Linked DNA regions of Homo sapiens: regions 1, 2 and 4 are each linked to region 3. A link is a contact called in ENCODE Hi-C or POLR2A ChIA-PET data. All regions are on one chromosome and are shown on one strand. Each heading gives the region's core, a stretch centred on a gene start or an enhancer-like site at or near the end of the contact. The rest is flanking DNA. Distances are from core to core; before and after follow the strand shown.

Region 1 (2,731 bases), core at 114-2,613, 750 kb before region 3:
ATGTAGCCTTTTAGGGTGAAGACAACTTTCCAAAAGGTATCTATTGCCTTTACTTCAATCAAGTATATTGACAATATTTCTATTTTTTAACTGGCTCAGAATAATGAGTATAATGTAATAATAAAAATAATAAGATGTCTGCAGACCTAGGGGTAGTTTGCCCAGACATTAAATGAACCCAGATCAGAACCTTTTTCCCCCTGCTTTTTTTTTTTAACTCTTTATCCTCCCTTTGTGTAGCTGTCAGCTGCTACTCTTTACTTACATCTCCCGACCTGTCCATCTGTAATCCCTGCCTTCTAGTAATTGCCGCTGTGGGCTAGGACAGTGGTTCTGAATGTTGGCAGCATGCTGAAATCTCCTGGGTCCCATCTCCAGAATTGTGTTTTCACTGGCCTAGGCAAGAGGACAGTTTGCAACTCCCCAGGTGACTGTGTTGAGTAGCCAAGGCTGAGAACCACTGAGATGGGAAATCCAGTATCTTATCTGTTAGAATTGTGCACAAAATAAGAGTTAATATGATCTGAGAGATTTTCCTACAAATAAGCTTTAGTGTATAAACCTTTGGCATGTATTTTGAGCTCTTCGAATCTGCAACTTTCTCATTCTTAGCTGTACCTCAGCAATGTGACCTCAAGCTAGGAGAGAGGTAGAAAGGACCAGTGGTTAAGTGTTTGGGGTCTAGAGCTCAATTACCTAGGTTCAAACCTCAACTCTGTGGCCTCGAGCAAGTATCTTAACCTTTTTGAACACCAGCCTCATCTATAAGTGTTGGAAGGACTCAGTGAGTCAGTGCACAGAGAGGGCTGGGGACAGGGTCTGGCACGTCACAACACTCAGCACAGTCAGCGTTACAGGCAGGGTCTGGCAGGGTACAGAATTCGCTTCAGATGAACAAGGAGGAGAGGCAGAGGTGCGAACTGGGAAAAGAGCGCAATTCAAGGCTACTGTGGTTCCCAGAGGCTGGCGAGTGAGAAGCTTGACTAGCCTGGACAGGAAGCGGGAGGGGAAGAAGATGTGTTATGAGATCCCAGGGAAAGCTGAGGCTGTGGAGAGAAGCAGGGAGGCAGCAGAGAGGAAGCACCCGACTCCCATTCTCCCTCCAGCCTCCGACCTCTTGCAGGAGCCTCCCTCCCGCTGGCTGGATCCAGTGAGAAGCCAGGGAGTGGAAAAGAAGTGGCCCTCAGGCTCAGCTTCTCAAGAGGCAAGGCAAGGCAAAGGAAGAAAGAGAATGAATCTGGGTGGGTGGGAGGCAGGCAAATGGAGAAGAACCAGCCGAGTTAGCTATTACTAATCATTCCGTAGCTGGGAAGTCACCAAAGAAAGTCCCTATTGCCCTAGAGTGGGTGAACGCTACACAACATCCGCTGTAGAATCAGAAAGAGAATTGCCCCTCAAGTTCCCACATGCTGGAAGAAATGTGCCTCCACCACAGACCTTTAGCACCAAACTGAGATGGTTCAACACTGCTATGGGCAAAAGTCCAATTTTTTAAGATGTCCTAGCCTCCTTGAGAATCTCAGGGCTGAGGGCAACGTGCCTCATCCCTGTGGACTAGTTCGCGCTGCTCTCTGAGCCTTTTCTCACCAGCTGGCCTCTGTCTCTTTTCCACCCCCTGCCCATGCCTGTCAGAACTCAGACCTCCTAGCTCACTTCCTTTGCTAATTGAAACACATTCCTGAGCCCCATTTGTAACATGCTTTGGAATTTCTTCCTCCACCACTTCCCCACCCCCAAACGCCACCTCTCTCTTCTCACTCATGAATGTTGACCTTTTGTCTAATAAAAGCTTCATTCTTCCAACCTCCCACTATTGACTTAAGTAGCCATTCTTGGCTGTGTTTACATTTGCTCTCCAAAACCATAGTCTCACTACCTATCAAGTACTCAGTGGTGTAAGTAGAGGCAGAAACCCTTTTCTTCCAGCAGCTTCCATTTTAAGTGTAAGGACAAGAGACATTGCTCAGAGTGGCTGGTGGCTTTCCCAGTGGATGTCTTTGCAGCGTGATAGTTCCGCCCCATGCTTTGCCACTGCACCATATTACAAATGAAAATTAGTCACTTCCAGATGCACCCCCCGGGCATCAGAGCCCTCTTGTACTGTGCTGGTACACTTGCTTCGCTGCCTTGGAAACTCTGCAGTGACTCTATTTTCATTTCCATCACTAGTTTGTTTGTTTGTTTGTTTGTTTGTTTCCAGATCCTGTAACCAAAGAGCTATTCCTTTGCCAGGATCTAATTGAACTATTCATCCTTGTTCCTCCATTATGTTCCTTCCAAATTCCTTTGAATCCCTCTTTCCCATCACATATGCATTATGCTATAATAATGGCCACTATTTGGCTCTGTTTTCCCTTGGAAGCCTGGCACATGTTACTACTGTGCTCTCCTGAGTAAAGAGAGAAGGTGGAACCAATCCTGTTCCCCTCTGGTACTCAGATGCCCTTCTGCAAAAGCATCAGAATCAGGGAACCAGGACCTCCAGAAAGAGCTGGGTTTGAAGTTAAAAAAAATCCTAATGAGGTTTGACTTGGCAGAATTTTAAGCACTGATTTGGGTTCAGGTGGGCCAAAAGCGTGAGTAGCAGCAACAGCAGCACCCTCTGTGTACCCACTCCCTGCAAACCCCTGTTCTAGGCCCTAGGAATTCCATCAATCCCTACCCTCAAGGAACTTACATTTTAGATAAGGAGAGAAGACTCAGCATGTGTGCGCGTGCGCACACACACGTG
Region 2 (3,044 bases), core at 118-2,617, 840 kb before region 3:
AAGGAGGAGCCAGCATATGACATGGCAAGAGAGAGAGAAAAGGACAGAAGGGAGAGGTCCCAGAGTCCTTTAAACAACCAGATCTTGGGTGCGTTAACTGAGTGAAAACTCACTCACCATCAAAGGGACAGCACTAAGCCACTCATGAGGGATCTGCCCCCATAATCCAATACCTCCTACTAGGCCCCACCTCTAACACTGTGGATCACATTTCAGCGTGAGATTTGGAGGAGACAAACATCCAAATTATATCACCTACCACAAAAGGAACTATTGTCTTAAAATTTTGTTAGTCATTCCCTTACTTTACTTTTTGATTGGCCTCCTAGGTCTAAGTGTATGCATAGACATATATGCATAGGTATATATACAATTTGCATATAGTCAATTTCTGCCTGTTTGGGAACTGTAAGTAAATATAATCATACATAAGCATTCTTCCAAGACTTGCTCTAGGGTCAACATGATATTTCTGAGTGTTATCCATGTTGATGCCAAGAGATGTTGATAATTCATTTTCACAGCTGTATAGTATCCTATTGCATGAATGTATGACAGTCTATCATTTCTATCAGTTGGCAGTGCTAAGTCATTGACAAAAATGATGGTTCAGAGTTAGGATTTCAAGAAGGCACAATTGCCACCAAATTTATCCCTGTTTCATGCACAAACTACTTGAGCAGAGAAGTGAAAATTTTGCCTCAAGTTAGAAGCAGGTTTTAGCTAGGGGACATCAAAGGAGGGAAGGGGTCTTAAATGGGAGAGGAAGAAAGGGCTAAAGTGACTCCCCAAGATTAAAAAATAAAAACAAAAAGAAAAAAAAGAATCTTCCTGGACAGACAATTTGTGACTGGGCTAGCCCATGCTGATTGTGGGCAAATTAAGGCTTTCACTCTCACTGTCACTTCCCCTCCAGATAAGCCCTTGGGGAAAAGTTCTATATGAATACTTAATTTACAAAAGTATTGTTCCCCAGACCAGCAGATTGGGTTCCATGAAGGTCCATCACTTTGCTTGATCCTGAAGAGAACCAAATTTCATATAGTGCTCATCTATAAGCTTCCTATTGATGTATTTTTTATATTCACCTTTTTCTATAGCATATGCGACTATGCAGCTACCACACAGTTATCAAATAGTAGTGTCCATGAACCTTTAGTAACCTTTGACTAGTTTCCATGACTCTGAAATTCCCCACCCACAGCTTCACTTGTAAAGAGTGGAAATATTTAGAGGAAGTGAGACTATCAGCAGCTCAGCCTCACCATGGGAAGCATTTTCTCCTCAAAGCACAGTAGTATGCTGGTGCCTTCTGTCACACTATCAGGACATGGCTTTAGCAAGTACAGTGTCCTCTCAGCACCTGTTCCTCATGCAGGTGCTTTGCATCATATAATCGTCGAAACATTAAGGAAGTAATGCTCTTTGTCACTCCACCGGAGTGGAGAAGTTAAAGTCAAGAGTGTACTTCAGGGGTTGTATCACTGGTTTGGCTTTAGTAGTTGTGAGGTCTTGATGGGTGAGAGTGATCCCTGGCAAATGACATATATTGATTGATTCATTGAGTGAGCAAAGGAGTAAGGTGGGTGTATTAGGGTTCTCCAGACAAACAGAACCAATGGAATGTGTGTGTGTATATATATACATATATATATAGAGAGAGAGAGAGAGAGAGAGATTTATTTTATGAAGTTGGTTCACACAATTATGGAGACTGGCAAGTCCAAAATCAGCAAGGCAGGCTGGCAAGCTGGAGATCAGGGAAGAACTGACATTGCTACTTGAGTCCGAAGGCACTCTGCTAGCTGAATTCCTTCTTGCTCTGTGGATGTCGCTCTTTTTTCTATTAAGGCCTTCAACTGATTGGAGGCCCACCTACATTATGGAAGGTCATTTGTTTTGCTCAAAGCCTACTCATTTAAATGTTAATCTTTTAAAGAAGATAGCTTTGCAGTGACATCCAGAAGAATGTTTGATCAATATCTAGGTACCTTGGCTTAGCCAAGTTAACACGTAAAATTAACCATCTCAGATACTGTATCCATTTCAGAAAATAATTTAGTAGATATTAATATTTATTGAACATCTGTTAAGGACTCTGTATGGGCCAGGCACCATATTAGGTGCTGGGGATTCAGCAGGAAAGCCAGCCAGACAAAATCCCTATTTTCAAGAAGCTTACATATGGAAGGGTGGAGGTTTGAGTAATTAAAACACTCGCAGTAGTTTTCATGCCTTCAAGAAGCACTGCAGATACAACTCAAGTCAATCAAATCCATTCTCCCATATACATATGGTATTGGGGTATAGTGAAAAGAGGAACAGAGGTTCTGACTTCCTGGACTTTGTCTTCTACTGAGGACCTCAGGTCTAAATTATATGATGACCATAGACACATTTTAACAATTATATACAACATGTTATTCATTATGTAGCTTTCAAAAGCACATATAATTCAGTTATAAAGGATGATGAAAATTAACAAATTGCATACAATTGTATTAAAAATAAAGTGACAAAGGTATTTTGTACATGATTATTTCATTTTCTTCATGAGTTTTTTTTTTTTAATTTTTATGGCAAAACAGTTCAAGGAACCACTTAACGAAGGTGTTTGATTTCAAAAGAATTGATTTGGGAAGACAGAACTGCTTGATGATGTCTGTTTCTTTGTTAGCTTTAAGTAACTGGTTTACTCAATTGGCCTCTTCCTTCATTGTGTTTTGGAGTTTTTTTGACTGAAGCAAAGACAAGCATTAAAAATAAAGACATTGGTTTATGTTGTTTAGAACTGAGAATCCATTTAAAAAAAATGAATTGGAGTATCTATGCCAGATTGCTCTTACATGATATATGTGGCCATGGGCAGAGGAGGGTTGCATTCTTAATTTATGCCCTGAAAGAATATCAGGCTTATTTCTCAAAAGGAAAAATACAAATGGCAAGCAGGTATATGAATAGGTGCTCAACATCACTGATCCTCAGAGAAATGCAAATCAAAACTACAATGAGATATCATTTCACCACAGTTAAAATGGCTTATA
Region 3 (2,755 bases), core at 46-2,545:
TTTTTTTTTTGAGACAGAGTCTTGCTCTGTCACCCAGGCTGGAGTACAGTGGCATGATCTCAACTCACCACAACCTCTGCCTCCTGGTTCTCCTAAATCGCTGAAGCGATTCTCCTGCTTCAGTCTCCCGAGTAGCTGGGGTTACAGGCACAAGCTACCACGCCTGGCTAGTTTTTTGTATTTTTAGTAGAGTTGGGGTTTCACCATGTTGGCCAGGCTGGTCTCAAACTCCTGACCTCAAGTGATCCGCCCACCTCGGCTCCCCAAAGTGCTGGGATTACAGGCGAGAGCCACCACACCTGGCATAAAATACATTCTTTAAATTCATATTATCTGCTTCTTTTTACTTCTTTTAATGTGGCTCCTGGAAAATCTAAAATTTGATTTTAGATCTATGGCTCCCATTATAGCATTCCTATTGGGCAGTGCTGTTCTCCCTTCCCATGAGACCACTTCAGCTGTGAGATGTTTTTCTGGACTAATTTTTTTTTAAATTTTTATTTCTGAGATGGAGTCTCACTCTGTCGCCCAGACGCGAGTGCAGTGGCAGGATCTTGGCTCACTGCAACCTCCGCCTCCCAGGCTGAAGTGATTCTCCTGCTTCAGCCTCCCGAGTAGCTGGGATTACAGGCACGTGCCACCACACCCGGCTAATTTTTGTATTTTTAGTAGAGATAGGTTTCACCATGTTGGCCAGGCTGGTCTTGAACTCCTGACTTCAGGCGATCCACCCAGCTCAGCCTCCCAAAGTGCTGGGATTACAGGCGTGAGCCACCACACCTGGCCTGGACTAGTTACTTTACAGAATCCTAATCATAATCCCTCAATCATGACAATGAATTGGAACAATCTCAAAATGTCCCTCGCACACCTGCCAAAAAAAAAAAAAAAAAAAAGCAAAAACCACAACATATACACATCAACCAGAAGGACCCTTACAACGGAAAATGGCTCAGATCTCCACATAGCCGGAATAATAATTAAACAAGACAACCCTTAGGTTTCTAATTCCCTAACCTCCTACATTCAGCCCTGCCTCAGGTCAGGAAAGAGTTGGCAGGGCTTGCCCGATGTGGTGGCTCACGAGGCTGAGGCAGGAGGATCGCTTGGGCCCAGGAGTTCAAGACCAGCACTGGCAACACAGCAGGACCTCGTCTCTACAAAAGTTAAAGTTAGCCAGGCATGGGGGCACATGCCTGTAGTCCCAGCCTCTTGGAAGGCTTGAGCCTGGGAGGTCAAGACCAGCACGGGCTGGGTGCTGTGTGGCTCACACCTGTAATCCCAGCACTTTGGGAGGTTGAGGCCGTGAGCCGTGATTGTGCCACTGCACTCCAGCCTGGATGACAGAGTGAGATCCAAAAAAAGAAAAAAAAGAGTTGGCAGAGCTGGTCAGGGTCCTCCGGCAGTGTTCCTCCACACACATAACACAGAAATGACTTCAGGGGCTAACTTTTGTTAAGTTTCTGAAAAACATGAATTGGTGCATTTGTTTTCTATTGCTTTGCCAATCTGTTACTGCTAACACGGGGTGTAAAAATCCAGCTCCAATAGATACATCGAGTCGAGAAGTCAGGGGGTTTCCCTTAAGTTTCTGTTGAGTCCCCTGATTAGGATCACAGACTCTGAGAGTGGGAAGGGACTCGGAGGCCATCCGGTCCAATCCTTGAGGTTTCCTCAGCAGCACTTCCCCAGCCCTGCTTCCCTTGGCTTTGCTCACCATTGAGGAAGCTGCCCGTTTTATTCCCAGCTCCATGTGTTCTCATCTCCCACCCGCTGGCCCTAGATTCTACTTCCAAAACGACAGAGTTGGTCTAATTTCTCTTTCCTGAGCAAATCTTTTAATTAGGTAAAGACACCGATCCCTCTTCAAGTCTTTTCCAAATCAATTATCCTTTTTCTTTGTCTTGGTCTTCTCTAAAAAAAAAAAAAAAAAAAAGTGGGGATTGGCCTTTTTACCTCCCTGGCTGCTCTCTTTGGAACTGCTGTGTCAATGTCTCCCCGTATAGTAGGGTGGCCAGACCTGAAGAGTCTACATCCTACTCCAAGCACATGGGAGAGAAGTGAGGCTTTCACTTCCCTTACTCTGGACACTACAATTCTATTTAAACAGCTCTGTGCTTTCCCCACCAGACTTTCCTGAGCCCTAATTTCTTTTGATCACTATACTTCCCCTTCTGGCTCTGAGAAAATCACAGACTTAAAGAGAATTCTAAGCCTATGAAGCTTTGTATGCCAATATCTAAAACAAGCACCTGCAATGGTTTACACCCCTGGCTGTACATGAGAATCACTTGGAAGCTGTACAAATATCAATAGTTAGGTCTTGCCCCAAGGAGGGAAACAGGCCCTGGCTTAGTTATTTTTAGAAGCCCCAGATGATCGTAATGTGCATCCAGGGTTGAACCAGCAATCCAAAGAAACCAGGACTGTGATCTTCATACAGGTTCCAGTTACTTTTTCCTTTGAACTGCAAATATGAATTCTTATTTTGAATTGAACTAGCAGGACTAAATTGGTTCACTATAAACAACTTGAGATTATTCAAAAATCATTTGGAACTTGGACCAAAGGAGAGATGGAATTGATTTAGCAACAATTGAGACCTTATTGAAAGTCAACCTAAAAAGAACATCAGGCTTAGGAGACCTGGTTTATAATTGGTGCATTTGCTTACTAGCTGTGGGATTTGAGCACATCATGTAATCACATTGAAGTTTCTTCATCTATAAAATGGAGGTACTAGTCTAGAAATCTT
Region 4 (3,136 bases), core at 3-2,502, 980 kb before region 3:
TGGGTGGAAGCTCTTTGTCTTTTTTTCTGCGTTTTGGCCTTAACCTCCAACAATGAAGGTTGGCAGAGAATGTATCAGGATTGAATAAGTCAGCTGAGTACACATTGGCATGGTGTTCAGTGTAAGCTGTTCTATGACCGAGGCCACCAGTGAACTGCTTTTGACTGTTTAAGAACATTTAGGAACTGTGAGGTACTGTTCTAAGAAAATGTCTTTAAGGTCATGGATAATGTGCCTCATGGTGGAGCACTATTTCTTTATAGTAATTCTCTGTGGTTAATTTAGATTCTAGATTATCTTGCTGAGCCTTGAGGAATTTCCCAGCATTTCAGCATCAAGTATGGTTGTCAACCCTGCGGCTTCCTCAAATCAAAATTTACAATAAATGTAAATATCTTCAATCTCTTTCTGCAATGCAACGCTGCAGTCAAGCTGCCTATTGCAAAGAAGACATCAGAGGTGTGGCCCTGGAGATTTTTTCCAGATGGTCTTTCTGAAAATAGGATACTTTTATGAACAACAATTTATAATTAAATCAAAACATTAATGCACTACAGAGAACAAAAGCTCAACCAGCTATAAAGGTATTCCATCTAACATTTGTGTCAACCTTTATATCATCTAAACACAAAACAATTGCTAGCAAAAACATTTCAAAAGCATCATGCATGCCTGTACATTGTGAATAGCAGATTTCCTTCAGTTCATTTGCCTTTTCTTTGTTGTTCTGAAAGAGGACAGACATTATATTATTGAGCTCTAAAACTCTTGTGATCAACAGAAAAAAAGAACATCTTTAATTGCTCCCAAAGCAATAGATGATCCTCCCACAACAGAAAACTGATTTCGACTTCTGCATATTTAAGGCAGAGGAAGAGCAAGGTGTGGAGATATGTTGGGATTATTTCTCTAAAGTTCTAGTTACCATGATTGCCATTTTGAAAGAAAGTCTACTAGATATAATCTAAGCCAGGTCACACCAGAATTCCTTGTTCATTTCCCACTTCTCAGTTATTGTAGTGTGACATTTCACAGCCAAACTTCCTGCATCAGCTTCAGGAGGGAGAAATCCCACATCCTTCTCTCTGGCCCTGAGATTCATCAGTGAGCCTAACCAATACCGGTGATTGCTTTTTCTCAGCTATGTCCTCCATATTAGCGACAGTAGGAAAGAAGTGAATCTCTCACTTCCCCGTTTCTTCCCAGTGCAGCTCTTGTAGATCTCAAGCACCTGTTTCTGTTGTGTTTTCAAACTGAATAATGTGTTTCAAAGAACTTTCTCAGGACTGCCTCACCAGAAAGTACCCTGAACTCCAGCAGTGCTTAAACATTAAAAGGAGAAAAGAAACCCTTTGAGATTTGGTCAGCCTCATTTTCATCCAAAGGTGTATTTTGTAAAAACCAAACTTCAAATAAAAATGTTAAGTGATCTTTGTTTTTATTCTCTTCAAAGTTTAGGGGTGAAATGCCTTCATTTTGTTCTTCACTTTCTTCTTCGGCATTGGAGTTCTGTGTATTGCTGTTGTTTCTTTATTGGTTTGTTTCTATTCAGGAGTTTCATCATTTTTTCCATTTGTGTCCTGATTTAATTATCACAATTATCTTATTTATTTTCAATGTCCACCATGTGGATTGTTCAGATGACCAGTAAAATCAACCATTGCTGGCATAGCATAATTGCAAATAACTCTTCTGTAAGTACTAGTTTTATAAATCATAGAGTTCTCAAAGTGTTTGACAATAATGTTTACTCAGCCAATCAGGTGTTTTACCTTGTAAGTTAATTTTTCTACATTTCTTCACCCACCTCAGGCTTCTTTCAAGGTCTTGTAGTAACCTGAAGGCCAGATTGGGCTTCATTTTCTTCCATGTGCAGTTGGGAACTGCATACAAGTTTGATGTTGTAGCCCTACCAGCAAGCTAGCCCGCACTCCCTACCCGCAAACTCAGGCCCTCCTGCCTTCCTGTTAGTGATGGGGAAAGAAAATCAACTTAACATGACTCGTGTTTTCATTTTCTTTATTTGAAATGTCTGTGTCAAGTTTAGTATCAGGATCAGGCTGACTTCATAAAATGCACTGGGATGTGTTTCTTCCTCCTGGGTTTCTGAAAGCATTTGTGTAAAATTGTTATTTTTTTCTTACCTAAATGTTTAACAGAGTTCAGAGGGAGATTTTGATAACAAATTCAATTTCTTTTATATATATAGGACTAGTTAAGAATTTTTATTTCATCTTGTGTCAGTTTAGTAAGTTGTATTGTTCAGAAAATATGTCCATTCCTTCTAAGTTGTTGAATTTATTAGCATACACTTGTTCATGTTTGTTGGATCTGTAATATATTCACATACTTATTCCTGATATTGGTGATTTCTCTTTTCTTCTGCATGTCAAACTTTAATGTCATTTCCCCTAGAAAAACCCCAAAATGTTTTATACCTATTAATTTCCTCTATCATTTGTCTGTTTTCTGTTTCATACTTTCCTCCTCTTATAATATCTTTATTGTTTCCTTCCTTCTACTTTCTTTGTTTTTGTTGTTATTGTTGTTGTCTTGAGGCAGAGTCTCACTCTGCAGCCCAGGCTGGAGTGCAGTGGCAAGATCTCACCTCACTGCAACCTCCAACCCCCAGGTTCAAGAGATTCTTCTGCCTCAGCCTCCCAAGTAGCTGAGACTACAGGCATGTGCCACCACGCCCGGCTAATTTTTGTATTTTTAGTAGAGACAGGGTTTCAACATATTGGCCAGGCTGGTCTCAAACTCCTGACCTCAAGTGATCCTCCCACCTTGGCTTCCCAAAGTGCTGGGATTAGAGGCATGAGCCACCACACCCGGCCCCTCTACTTACTTTGGATTTACTTTTCTCTTCTTTCTCTGGATCTTACTGTGGAAACAAAGGTCATTCATTGTATACCTTTCTTCCTTCCTATCCTAAGCATTTAAAAGGTATAAATTTCTCTTTTAGCACTACTTTAGCTGTATTCCACAAATTTTGATATATTTTCATTATCATTCAGTTTGAAATAGTTTTAATATGTCTTATGACTTTTTTCTTTGACCCATGGATTATAGACAATATGTGTTTAAATTTCCAGATATGTGAATTTTATCCTCCTTTGACATCTTATTGTTTTTG

Evidence for each region. Hi-C counts contacts between places; a loop is a spot of excess contacts on that map. ChIA-PET counts read pairs that join two places held with the same protein, here RNA polymerase II (POLR2A). Pooled maps may share reads with other maps.
Region 1: a pooled map shows a loop between it and region 3 (3-fold over the local background). The contact joins two enhancer-like sites. A Hi-C loop is called at or near these places in 1 of 37 single-sample maps with no recorded cell type and 3 of 50 pooled maps. POLR2A ChIA-PET finds 5 or more read pairs at or near these places in 1 of 52 experiments (activated B cell).
Region 2: a pooled map shows a loop between it and region 3 (6-fold over the local background). The contact joins two enhancer-like sites. A Hi-C loop is called at or near these places in 1 of 168 maps with a recorded cell type or tissue (OCI-LY7), 5 of 37 single-sample maps with no recorded cell type and 5 of 50 pooled maps. POLR2A ChIA-PET finds 5 or more read pairs at or near these places in 1 of 52 experiments (OCI-LY7).
Region 4: a loop to region 3 is called in a pooled map, with 7 times the contacts of the local background. The contact joins two enhancer-like sites. A Hi-C loop is called at or near these places in 6 of 37 single-sample maps with no recorded cell type and 4 of 50 pooled maps.

The regions. Positions count from the first base shown.
Region 1 is chr6:11,276,408-11,279,138 of GRCh38, reverse strand. It overlaps a transcript of NEDD9 not described here. Among named protein-coding and RNA genes, the nearest start is that of NEDD9, 45 kb to the right of the region's middle. RefSeq lists enhancers at 1,222-1,321, 1,332-1,381, 1,482-1,551 and a silencer at 1,449-1,743. Within about 2 kb of position 1,363, at least 15 of the 41 ENCODE cell types and tissues checked have a DNase peak (open chromatin) inside an H3K27ac peak, as active enhancers do.
Region 2 is chr6:11,372,679-11,375,722 of GRCh38, reverse strand. It overlaps a transcript of NEDD9 not described here. Among named protein-coding and RNA genes, the nearest start is that of NEDD9, 140 kb to the right of the region's middle. Within about 2 kb of position 1,367, at least 4 of the 41 ENCODE cell types and tissues checked have a DNase peak (open chromatin) inside an H3K27ac peak, as active enhancers do; they include OCI-LY7, where a contact is called at or near this core.
Region 3 is chr6:10,531,056-10,533,810 of GRCh38, reverse strand. All of the region lies in intron 3 of GCNT2 (glucosaminyl (N-acetyl) transferase 2 (I blood group)), which reads right to left. Among named protein-coding and RNA genes, the nearest start is that of GCNT2, 11 kb to the right of the region's middle. Within about 2 kb of position 1,295, at least 6 of the 41 ENCODE cell types and tissues checked have a DNase peak (open chromatin) inside an H3K27ac peak, as active enhancers do; they include OCI-LY7, where a contact is called at or near this core.
Region 4 is chr6:11,512,952-11,516,087 of GRCh38, reverse strand. The region is part of intron 4 of LOC105374928 (a long non-coding RNA gene); the gene reads right to left. It also overlaps the pseudogene THAP12P5. Among named protein-coding and RNA genes, the nearest start is that of TMEM170B, 23 kb to the left of the region's middle. RefSeq lists an enhancer at 986-1,035. Within about 2 kb of position 1,252, at least 3 of the 41 ENCODE cell types and tissues checked have a DNase peak (open chromatin) inside an H3K27ac peak, as active enhancers do.